Regions from separate parts of the Homo sapiens genome. Here region 1 is linked to region 2. Evidence: chromatin loops called from intact Hi-C (ENCODE). Cell type or tissue: breast epithelium. All regions are shown on one strand. Region 1 holds the start of RAB17 (RAB17, member RAS oncogene family). Region 2 overlaps ESPNL (espin like).

Region 1 (5,000 bases), 530 kb before region 2:
CATGCCCTCACTGCCGCCAGTAAGGAGCCATGGCCACAGACTGGTCTGGTCTGCCCTGCAGGGATAAGAGGGGAGGGAATCAAGTTTGGAATCAATCTCAAAACAAATAGGACTGAGTCCTAGATACCAAGAAGATCGTTCTAGAGAGAAAGTGACTGAGAGTCATGGAGTCCAGAACAGGAGGGTTTAGGGCTCTCTACCCATCAGAGAAGAAGGGTTCCACATAGTAGACTCGGGTGGTTATCCCAAACATGCCTGGAACCCCATCTTAGCTGGAAATACTCAAGTTTCACCATCAAGTATGATGCTGGCTTCAGAGACGGATAAAAAACATAACATTAAGTTTTCCATCTGTGTTTCTTAAAAAAAAAAAAAAGAAAAGAAAAAGAAAGAAAAAGAAAAAGAAAAGCTCTCCAGGTGATCTCAGTATGCAGCCAAGACTAGGAATCACTGCTAGAATTCTGTTTTCCTTGGAGCTGGGAACAGTGTCTAGCACATAGTAAGTACTAATTCCTAAGAAATGAATGAATGAGGCCAAGCATGAAGAGCACATAACACAGCACCTGTGCTTTGAAATATCCACCTGGATTGAGGATGATTTCTTGGGGCCAGCTATGGTTTGCATGGATCTTCCAAAAAGCAGATTTGGAAACTTAGTCCCCAGTGCAACCATGCTAGGAGGTGGGGCCTAATGGAAGGGGGTTGGGTCATGAGGACTCTGCCCTCGTTAATCCACGCCCAGCACAGATTAACACTGCTGCGTCTTGCACATCCACAAGCCTGCGTGTTCTCTTGCCCTTTCACCTTCCACTGTGGGATGACACAGCAAGAAGGCCCTCAACAGATGTAGACCCCTTGGCCTTGGACTTCCCAGCCTCCAGAACCATAAGAAACAAATCTTTGTTCTTTATACATTTCTGTCCCAGGAATTCTGTTAAAGCAGCACAAACAGACTAAGACAGCATCTGAGGCACAGTGAGAGTGCCTGGGGTGGGAACTTAGTCCAGCAGATGATCCGCTCAAGTCAGCTGGGGACAGGCTCTCAGAGGTCAAGGCACGGCCCAGACTTTCCACCCTTTGGTGGAAGGGGAAAGGGTAGCGGGGGCGGGGTGAGGGAAAAAAGACTACTCAATGGCTACAGTGTACACCGCTCTGGTATGGGGTGCAACAAAATCTCAGAAATCACTAAAGAACATATCCCTGTAACCAAATACCACCTGTTCCCCTAAAATCTATTGAAATAAAAAATAATTTAAAATAAACAGAGATACCCCTTCAAGTTCTCTTTGCTATTTATTTGCATAGGTTAATAAAACCTTTCCTAAGTCAAAAAATCTGTAGCCCGAAACATGTCTGAATTAACTGAAACAGGTGGACTCTGAAGGAATGCACCATGACCACTGGGATGCCGGCGTCTCATTCCTTTGACAATGATATGTCTCTTTGTTTAATGAAGTTATTTTATTTTTGGGCTGGGCGCAGTGGCTCATGCCTGTAAAGGCACTTTGAGAAGACGAGGCAGGTGGATCACTTGAGGTCAGGAGTTGGAGACCAGCCTGTCCAACACGGTGAAACCCCATCTCTACTAAAAATACAAAAATTAGCTGGGTGTGGTGGCACACGCTTGTAATCCCAGCTACTCGGGAGGCTGAGGCAGGAAAATCGCTTGAACCCAGGAGGCAGAGGTTTCAGCGAGCCAAAATCCCACCATTGCACTCCAGCCTGGGTGACAGAGCGAGAATCTGTCTCCAAAAAAAAAGGTTATTTTACTATAAACATACAAGTGTCAATATAAAAGAAGCAGCTACCCATAACTCCACCCCCGTAATACAACCACAAATGGTATTTTTGCCTACTTCTAGTTTTTTTCTATGACTCCTAAAAACAAACCAAAACCCATAGTTTTAACATAAAATTATTATCCGATGGGTAAGAAATACTTAATACCAAAGGCAGTCTCACACATTGCTTCAAAATCATGTTTAATGGACATATAACATTTCTACAACTATCTCAACTTGCTGAACCATTTTCCTAATACTGGATTTTTACTTAGTTTTAATTTTTTCTCTGTAATAAGACTGCAGTAAACATTTTCTTATATAACTTTTTGTGTGATTGAGTGTTGTAAGCTTTCAATAATGAGAGGTTGGAGCCTTCTGTCCAAAGAGAAAATTAAAAGTGTGGCACCTGACCCCCACCTCCAGAATTTAATCAAGATGGGGTTATTAGTAGTGAAAGATGTTATTAGGTTGTTGAAGACAAAGATGTTTTCAGGAACACCATATTCAAGACTGGCGCTTCTCTAGTAATCTTAACTTGGGGCTTTTTAATCTCTTGCACCTCCCTTCCACTAAAGGGAAAAAAAACGGAGAGCAAATCCCACATTAGTCTTTTTTGCGGGGAAGGGGCCATTCCAGGGAAGGGTCTGATTGATGAGTCTATCGGCAACTGTGATCCTGTGTCACCCTTGCCTGGGGCCTGTGAAGAATATTGAGATTACGAGAGGTACACCTGTACATTGCATTCAGAATACAGCCATCTGATACAGAAAACACAATGTAGATTGTAAAAAGGAGTTTACAAGAAAACCTGACAAGCTTCCTAGATATCACTGGGTATTAAATTGGGAATGTTGATGTCATTTGAAATGGATTTCTTTAAGAGTTCTTCTCATTACCAGAAGTTTTTTGTGTTTTTTTTTTTCAAGACCTTAAAACCGGAACTTTCCCGAAGAAAAATGCAAATAAGAATCTCCTTCTGGGAATCCGACTTAGTGAGCCATCAGAAATCTGAACTAGGAAGTCTCCGCCCCAGCTTTGTCCTTTGATTATACACACATGGGCACATGCACAGACACAAACAAATACAGACATGGGTACAAACACGTGAGCACACACACAGACACACAGAGACTCACACACAGAGAAGCAGAGACACACACACACACAGGCAGACACTCCACAAAGGGCACAGAGGTTTAAACAATGACTCACCTGTTCCCCAGGCCCGGTCACTTGCAGGGAGCTGAAGAGCCTGTCATCACCAGTCCACAGCGTTGCTACCTGTCTCCGCTTTCTCCTCTCTCTGGTCCAGGGGAAGGTTTGCTTCCCTCCACAGGCAGGACAGGACAGGAGGAGCCTCTACTCCAATGGAAAACAGCCGCAGAGCAGAGGTCAAGAGCAGCAGCCTCGGACCAGAGCAATGCCCACTGGACCCCAGCGCCAAGGTCAGGCCTCTTCTCCTCCCAGAAGGTTTCAGGGCAAAGTCCACAGTGGTCATGTGGTCACCTGAGGCAGGGCAGGAGGCTGGACCTCAAAGCAGGTGACCCGGGAGCACCTGCGCGCTGCCGGAAGTCAAGTCACATTCCAGTCCTGCATTTCCTGGCACCCAACTGGAGCCCGTTTTTCAGCTTTATTCCGGGGTTTCACTTCCAGGATCTCACTTTGGCACAGAATGTTTTTCTTGGCTCCTTCCTTGGAGCTGTATGGAATCTTTGTTGCACTTGAAAAACCAACAGCCCAGAAGAGAAAAGAATATTCCGGTCAGATGAATTAATTCCTCCCACTGTCAGCTAGAAGCCATCCCTGGCTGAGCCCTGCACTGGCCAGAGGCAACTGAGTGTGAGCCAGTCCAGGGTCAGATCCTGGGCTGATGCCACCTGAGGGCGGGGTGGGGGCGTGGCCTCCGTGCACATGGGAGACTCCAGGTGCAGGAGAGGGGGAGGTGGACTTCCTCTTGGTCTTCCCAAGCCATGAAACTTCCTGGCTTGGTGGTAACAGAAGAGTCTCCTCCAGGTAAGATTTCCAGAGCCTCTGAGTATGGCTGGGGTAGCAGGGTTGGGCCTGAGGCTGAGGAGATGGAAATCTGTTGCCGTGAACATTACTCCACACAGCCAGTATACGGGAAGCCAGCTCACTTTATGTCCTCCAAACTCACCCTAACTTCTCGTTTGGGTCTCATCCCGCGGGGCTGCTGGGAAATAAGCTCCGCCACCACAGTGGTTCCTCCGCCCTGTGGGAGTGGGGGGCTCTTATGCTGGAGGGGGGACACTGGCCTGGACTTCTGCTGAGGCTCTGCCCCTCATCCCTGCAGGACGGACTAGCCAGTCCTAACACAGGACTAGCGTTGCTCTACCACGTCCAAGCCTCCTCTGAGATTCTTCCTCCATGCAACCACTTCCCCTGGGGCGTGGCCACCTCCCTGGAAGCCGCCAGCATGCTCGGCTGGGCCCCCGCACTCTGGAGGCTTGAGAATCTCTCTATTTTTGAATGACGTCCTTATCCTCTGCCCCCAGGCTGGTAACCAAAGGTCTGGGGGTGGTGACGTGCTGGGAATGGTGTAACTCGTGAGATGGAGGCTGAATGTGGAAATACATGAATGTGCTTCTCTTCTCTCCAGTTCCCTTGAAGAATCCACCTTCCTGCAGGGTTGGGGGAGCGCAGAATGGGAGGAAGATACAAATACCAATTTTATAGCAAGAATGCAAAAAGAGGCCAGCGCGGTGGCTCGAGCCTGGAATCCCAGCACTTTGGAAGGCGAGCTGGGCGGATCACTTGAGGTCAGGAGTTCGAGACCAGCCTGACCAACATGGAGAAACCTCATCTCTATGAAAAATACAAAAAAAAAAATTAGCCAGGTGTGGTGGCATGCACCTATAATCCTAGCTGAGGCAGGAGAATTGCTTGAACCTGGGAGGCAGAGGTTGCAGTGAGCTGAGATCATGCCACTGCATGCCAGCCTGGGCAACAGAGTGAAACTATCTCAAAAAGTAAAAAAAAAAAAAAAAAAAAATTAAAAAGACAAAATGGTTAAGAACCAGCTTTTTACACCCAAAATGGGAGGTTTGTACCTACAGTCAGACAACAGGTTTGAAAGCCAGGCCTTGTGTGGAGAAGGGAGTTTTGGAATCAGCTAAGCTCAACTGTGATTATGTCACAGCCCATCGCTCATGTTAGAGAGGGTCCCGACTCCCTAGAAGGCGAAAACCCCTCAAAGAC
Region 2 (5,000 bases):
CCACGCTATGGGTGGCAGCTTTCGCACCACGACCAGGGTTGCATATTTGTGCCAGAGCCGGCGGCCCCCGGGCTGAGCTGCTTACTCTCTGGAGGGCAGCACGGCACCCAGGAAGGCAGGCAGTGCGTGAGCAGACACCCCAGTCTGCAGCTTAGAGGCGCAGGGTCATCATCCTCAGGCAGTGACAAGCCCTGTGGCTCTGCGGTTCTGGCGCTGGTCTTGCGGCGGTTCTGGCTCCGGTCTTGCGGTGGTTCTGGCTCTGGTCTTGTGGCGGTTCTGGAGCTGATCTTGCGGCGGTTCTGGCACTGGTCTTTCGGACCTGCAGGGATTCCAGGGAGCAGGGCTCTATCTTTTTGTCCACCTTCCCCTGGTGGCGCTGTGGCCTCCTCAGGCTGTGGCCACCTTGGAGGCCATGGAACTCAGGGCAGAGGAGGGAGGGGAAGGAAGCCCTCCAGAGGATTCCCCCAGGACAAGGCACTCGCCCTCGAGGTCTCAAGCTGACCTGCTAGCTGCGCAGGTGAGTGTCGGTAGGGGCCGGGGCAAGGGAGGCTGGTGGTGCCGACCATAGATCAATGCAGGTGTCCTTACTTTACAGACAGGCCCAGTTAGCTGGCCAAGTTCTCTGACCAGCAAGTCACAGAGCCAGATGAGCTCAAGGCCACTGGACTTCGCTGCCAGGCCCCCTGCCACACACGACAGCGTCACGTTGTATTTACTCACGGCATGGCACACCCGCCGCTCCACATGCATGCTGAACCTGTATTTATCTGTAGAGAATGAACACTAATTGCACCTTTTATAGGTGAGGCACTGCAGTCCAGAGAGGAGCTGAAAATTCCTTTGGGGTCTCACAACTTGTTTGAGGTGGAGTTTCACTGTTGTTGCCCAGGCTGGAGTGCAGTGGTGCCACCTTGGCTCACTGCAACCTCCGCCTCTTGGCTTAAAGCAATTCTCCTGCCTCAGCCTCCTAAGTAGCTGGGATTAGAGGCGCCCGCCACCACGCCTGGCTAATTTTTTGTATTTAGTAGAAACAGGGTTTCACCATGTTGGTCAGGCTGGTCTGGAACTCCTGACTTCAGGTGATCCACCCGCCTTGGCCTCCTCAAGTGCTGGGATTACGGGCATGAGCCACTGCGCCCGGCCAAGGGTCTCACAACTTCTTACTTAGTTCAATTCAGTGTCACCCAAAGATGCTGAGGCCCAGCTGGTCTATCTCAGAGATACATTTGGGTCAAAGGCACAGTTTTGTGAACACAGCGTTCGCCTAACTCGAGTTCGTTTTTGTGTTTCCCTGGTACTACAAAAGAGACACAGAAATGTTTACAGAATAAAGTACAGAATTCATTCTTGAGGTCCCCCGTCCCTCTTCCAACTGAATCCTTCACAGGCCAAGATGTCCTCTAGCCTTCCAGTCCTGTGGACTCCCTCCCCAGCTTCCTTCCCTCCCCTCTTCCTCCCCATTCCCATCACAAGAGCCCATCAGGTACAAGGAGACAGGAGGGTCCTGGCCCCAAGTTGGCTGGGTAGGAGCATGCAGTGTGGCTGGCAAAGGTGGTGAGCGGCTTGGTCAGGCATGAGCTGGTGCTCCAGGCACTAGGGGGGAACCTCATTGGGCCAGGAGGATGGTCCCACGGAGAGTGGGGCTGTGGCAGGAAGTAGCCCTGAGTCCCTGGGGCAGGGGCCGGTTGCTTGTCTCTCTGAGCCTCGTCTCTTCACGTGCATTGATCCACACCTCCAAGGGTGGCAAACATGGAAACTGGTTCTGCATTTGACACTTGGGCCATGGCAGCTGTGAGGGGTCTGGACGGGGCACCCTGATGCCTGTCAGCTCAGCACTGCTTCATAAGCAGTGCCTGGTACTGTCTGGGCCAGGACAGGGTGGCTGTGGGATGAGGCTCGGGGGCTCCTAGGCAGGTCTCTGGCACCCCACGGCCCAGATTCAAGTCCTGCCCCTGCTGGGAAGGGCATCAGGGCAGCCTGCGCCATGGGGCAGGGGAGCGGCCCGCACAGGGCCAGTCCCATGGGCACCTGGTTTGTGTCGTGGTGGGTCACATGTGTGCCCTCCTCACTGCAGTGCTGCCAGACCCTAGTCTCCCACCACGTGGACCCCTCCCTGCGGGATGAAGATGGTTACACGGCGGCAGACCTGGCGGAGTACCATGGACACCGGGACTGCGCCCAGTACCTGCGGGAGGTGGCCCAGCCGGTAAGGCTCAGGGTCCCCAGCTGCCCTGGAGGCATGGGGGGTGGGCCCAGACCCCAGCCAGGACCCCACTGCTGAACCTGCAGCATAGTCAGCTGGGAAGCTCACCATGTCCAACTCATACATGGCATTGGAGCCAGGAGCAAGGGCCTGGGCAGGACTGAGGCGCCACAGGGCAGCCAGTGCTAGGGCCAGGCTGTAACAGGAGCTGTGACAGGGGCCAGGACAGGGGCTGTGACAGGGGTGGGGCCAGGGCTGTGACAAGGACAGGGGCTGTAACAGGGGTCAGGACAGAGGGCATGTGACAGGGCCTGGGGCCATGGCTGTGGCCAGGGCCCGGCCTGGGCTTGTGGCTGGAACTTGGCCAGGCCATGCCTTTCGTCTGGGTCACAGAGACCACATCTGTGACTCAAGAGCCTCGGTGGCCAGAGTTCCTCGTGGGTGATGTGGGTGATGTGGGTGATGTATGTCAGACTGAGGAGCCCCAGGAGTGGGAACGGAACCTCCCAGAGGTGATCGCAAGGCGGCCAACAGCCCTGCAGCAGCCGGAAGGCAGCAGATTCCAGCCCTGGCTCTCGTCTCTCAGCCTGGGACCCCACAGCCTCTCATTTCCCCATTTGTAAGGACACGGATCTTGTCTATCCCACTGGTCCCCAGCCCTTAGAACGTGACAGAGCTCAACAAGTGTTTGCTGAATGAACTAATGAGCAAATGGACAGAAAAGCAGGTGGATGCATGAGGGTGAGCAGAGGAAGGGATGGATGGGGAGGGAACAGACAGAGGAGGAATGAATGGGGCAGGGAGGCCAAAGGAGTGAAAAATGAGGAGAGGGATACATGGAGGGGGGAGAGCTCTGGAGGGTGGACAGAGGAGAGATGGGTGGAAGAGGAATGGATGAAGAAGGGTGGAAGGAGGAGGGTGGATGGAGGGGAGGTGGACAGAGGAGAAATAGATGGAGGAAGGTGGATGGAGGAGGAATGGATGGAGGAGGGTGAATGGAGGAGGAATGGATGGAGGAGGGTGAATGGAGGAGGAATGGATGGAAGAGGATGGATGAAGGAGGGTGGATGGAGGAGTTGGATGGAGGAGGGTGGGTGGAGAAGGAATGGATGGAGGAGGGTGGATGGAGGAGGAATGGATGGAGGAATGGATGGTGGAGGATGGTTGGAGGAGGGCAGATGGAGCAGCAGATGGATGGAGGAGGGTGGATGGAGGAGGAATGGATGGAGGAATGGATGGTGGAGGGTGGATGGAGGAGGAATGGATGGAGGAGGGTAGATGGAGGAGGGTGGGTGGAGAAGGTGGATGGAGGAGGAATGGATGGAGGAGGAATGGATGGAGGAGGTGGATGGAGAAGGGTGGATGGAAGAGGGTGGACGGAGGAGGGTGGATGGAGGAGGAATGGATGGAAGAGGTGGATGGAGGAGAGTGAATGGAGGAGGTGGATGGAAAAGAGTGGATGGTGGGAGATGGAGGAGGGTGGATGGAGAAGGGTGGATGGAGGAGGAATGGATGGAAGAGGTGGATGGAGGAGAGTGAATGGAGGAGGTGGATGGAGAAGGGTGGATGGAAGAGGGTGGATGGAGGAGGGTGGATGGAGGAGGAATGGATGGAGGAGAGTGGTTGGAGGAGGGTGGATGGAGGAGGAGAGATGGAGGAGGGTGGATAGAGGAGGAATGGATGGAGGAGGAATGGATGGAGGAGGGTGGTTGCAGGAGGATGGATGGAGGAGGGTGGATGGAGGAGGGGAGATGGAGGAGGGTGGATGGAGGAGGAATGGATGGAGGAGGAATGGATGGAGGAGGGTGGAAGGAAGAGGGTGGATGGAAGAGGACGGATGGAGGAGAAATGGATGAAAGAGTTGGACGGAGGAGGTGGATGGAGGAGGGTTAATGGAGGAGGAATGGATGGAAGAGGATTGATGGAGGAGGGTGGATGGAGGAGGGTTAATGGAGGAGGAGTGGATGGAAGAGGATTGATGGAGGAGGGTGGATGGAGGAGGGTGAATGGAGGAGGAATGAATGGAAGAGGATGGATGGAAGAGGGTGAATGGAGGAGAGTGGATGGAAGAGGATGGATGGAGGAGAAGTGGATGAAGGCCTTGGATGGAGGAGGAATGGATGGAGGAGGGGAGATGGAGGAGGGTGGATGGAGGAGGAATGGATGGAGGAGGGTGGATGGAGGAGGGTGGAAGGAAGAGGGTGGATGGAAGAGGATGGATGGAGGAGAAATGGATGAAAGAGTTGGACGGAGGAGGTGGATGGAGGAGAAATGGATGAAGGAGTTGGATGGAGGAGGTGGATGGAGGAGGGTGAATGGAGGAGGTGGATGAAGGACGTGGATGAAGGAGTTGGATGCAGGAGGTGGATGGAGGAGGTGGATGGAGGAGGGTAGATGGAGGAGGGGAGGTGGAGGAGAGGAGGTTAGATGAAGGAGGAATGGATGGAGGAGGTGGATGGAGGAGGTGGATGGAGGAGGTGGGTGGAGGAGGGGAGATGGAGGAGGTGGATGGAGGAGGTGGATGAAGGAGGAATGGATGGAGGAGGTGGATGGAGGAGGTGGATGGAGGAGGGGAGCTGGAGGAGGGGAGGCCTGGGGCAGTTACTGTGACAAATCCCTCTAACCTAGCTCGGTTTCTGCCACACCTCTTTTACTGGTCATCCCTTCAGGAAGGTGTTCTGAAATCACCTGGCCCTTCTTTTCGGGTGAGGGGACTGAGGACTGGAAGGTGTCATCGCCCTCCACCCCCCAAACCCTTTGTCTCCCCAAGGGGTTGCTGTGCCTCCTCTTCTCTGAT

Evidence for each region. A loop is a pair of places that touch in the nucleus more often than their neighbours do. Peaks named below come from ENCODE experiments on the same cell type or tissue, not always from the same donor. Only the 100,000 strongest peaks of a DNase experiment are listed, where the experiment ranks them.
Region 1: a loop joins it to region 2, with 10 times the contacts of the local background. A loop is called at or near these places in 1 of 110 quality-filtered maps.

The regions. Positions count from the first base shown.
Region 1 is chr2:237,587,471-237,592,470 of GRCh38, forward strand. RAB17 (RAB17, member RAS oncogene family) reads right to left here and starts at 3,264. Exons shown (of 6, transcript NM_022449.4): 1 at 2,997-3,264. RAB17-DT (RAB17 divergent transcript) reads left to right here and starts at 3,690. Exons shown (of 3, transcript NR_187201.1): 1 at 3,690-3,797; 2 at 4,402-4,561. In breast epithelium, no CTCF peak of the experiment used is centred here; DNase peaks (open chromatin) are centred at 2,991, 3,391, 3,661 and 4,217; H3K4me3 peaks cover 2,576 bases; H3K27ac peaks cover 2,547 bases.
Region 2 is chr2:238,114,829-238,119,828 of GRCh38, forward strand. It overlaps ESPNL (espin like), which reads left to right. Exons shown (of 9, transcript NM_194312.4): 5 at 2,075-2,206. Among named protein-coding and RNA genes, the nearest start is that of ESPNL, 17 kb to the left of the region's middle. In breast epithelium, no CTCF peak of the experiment used is centred here; no DNase peak of the experiment used is centred here; H3K27me3 peaks cover 1,850 bases.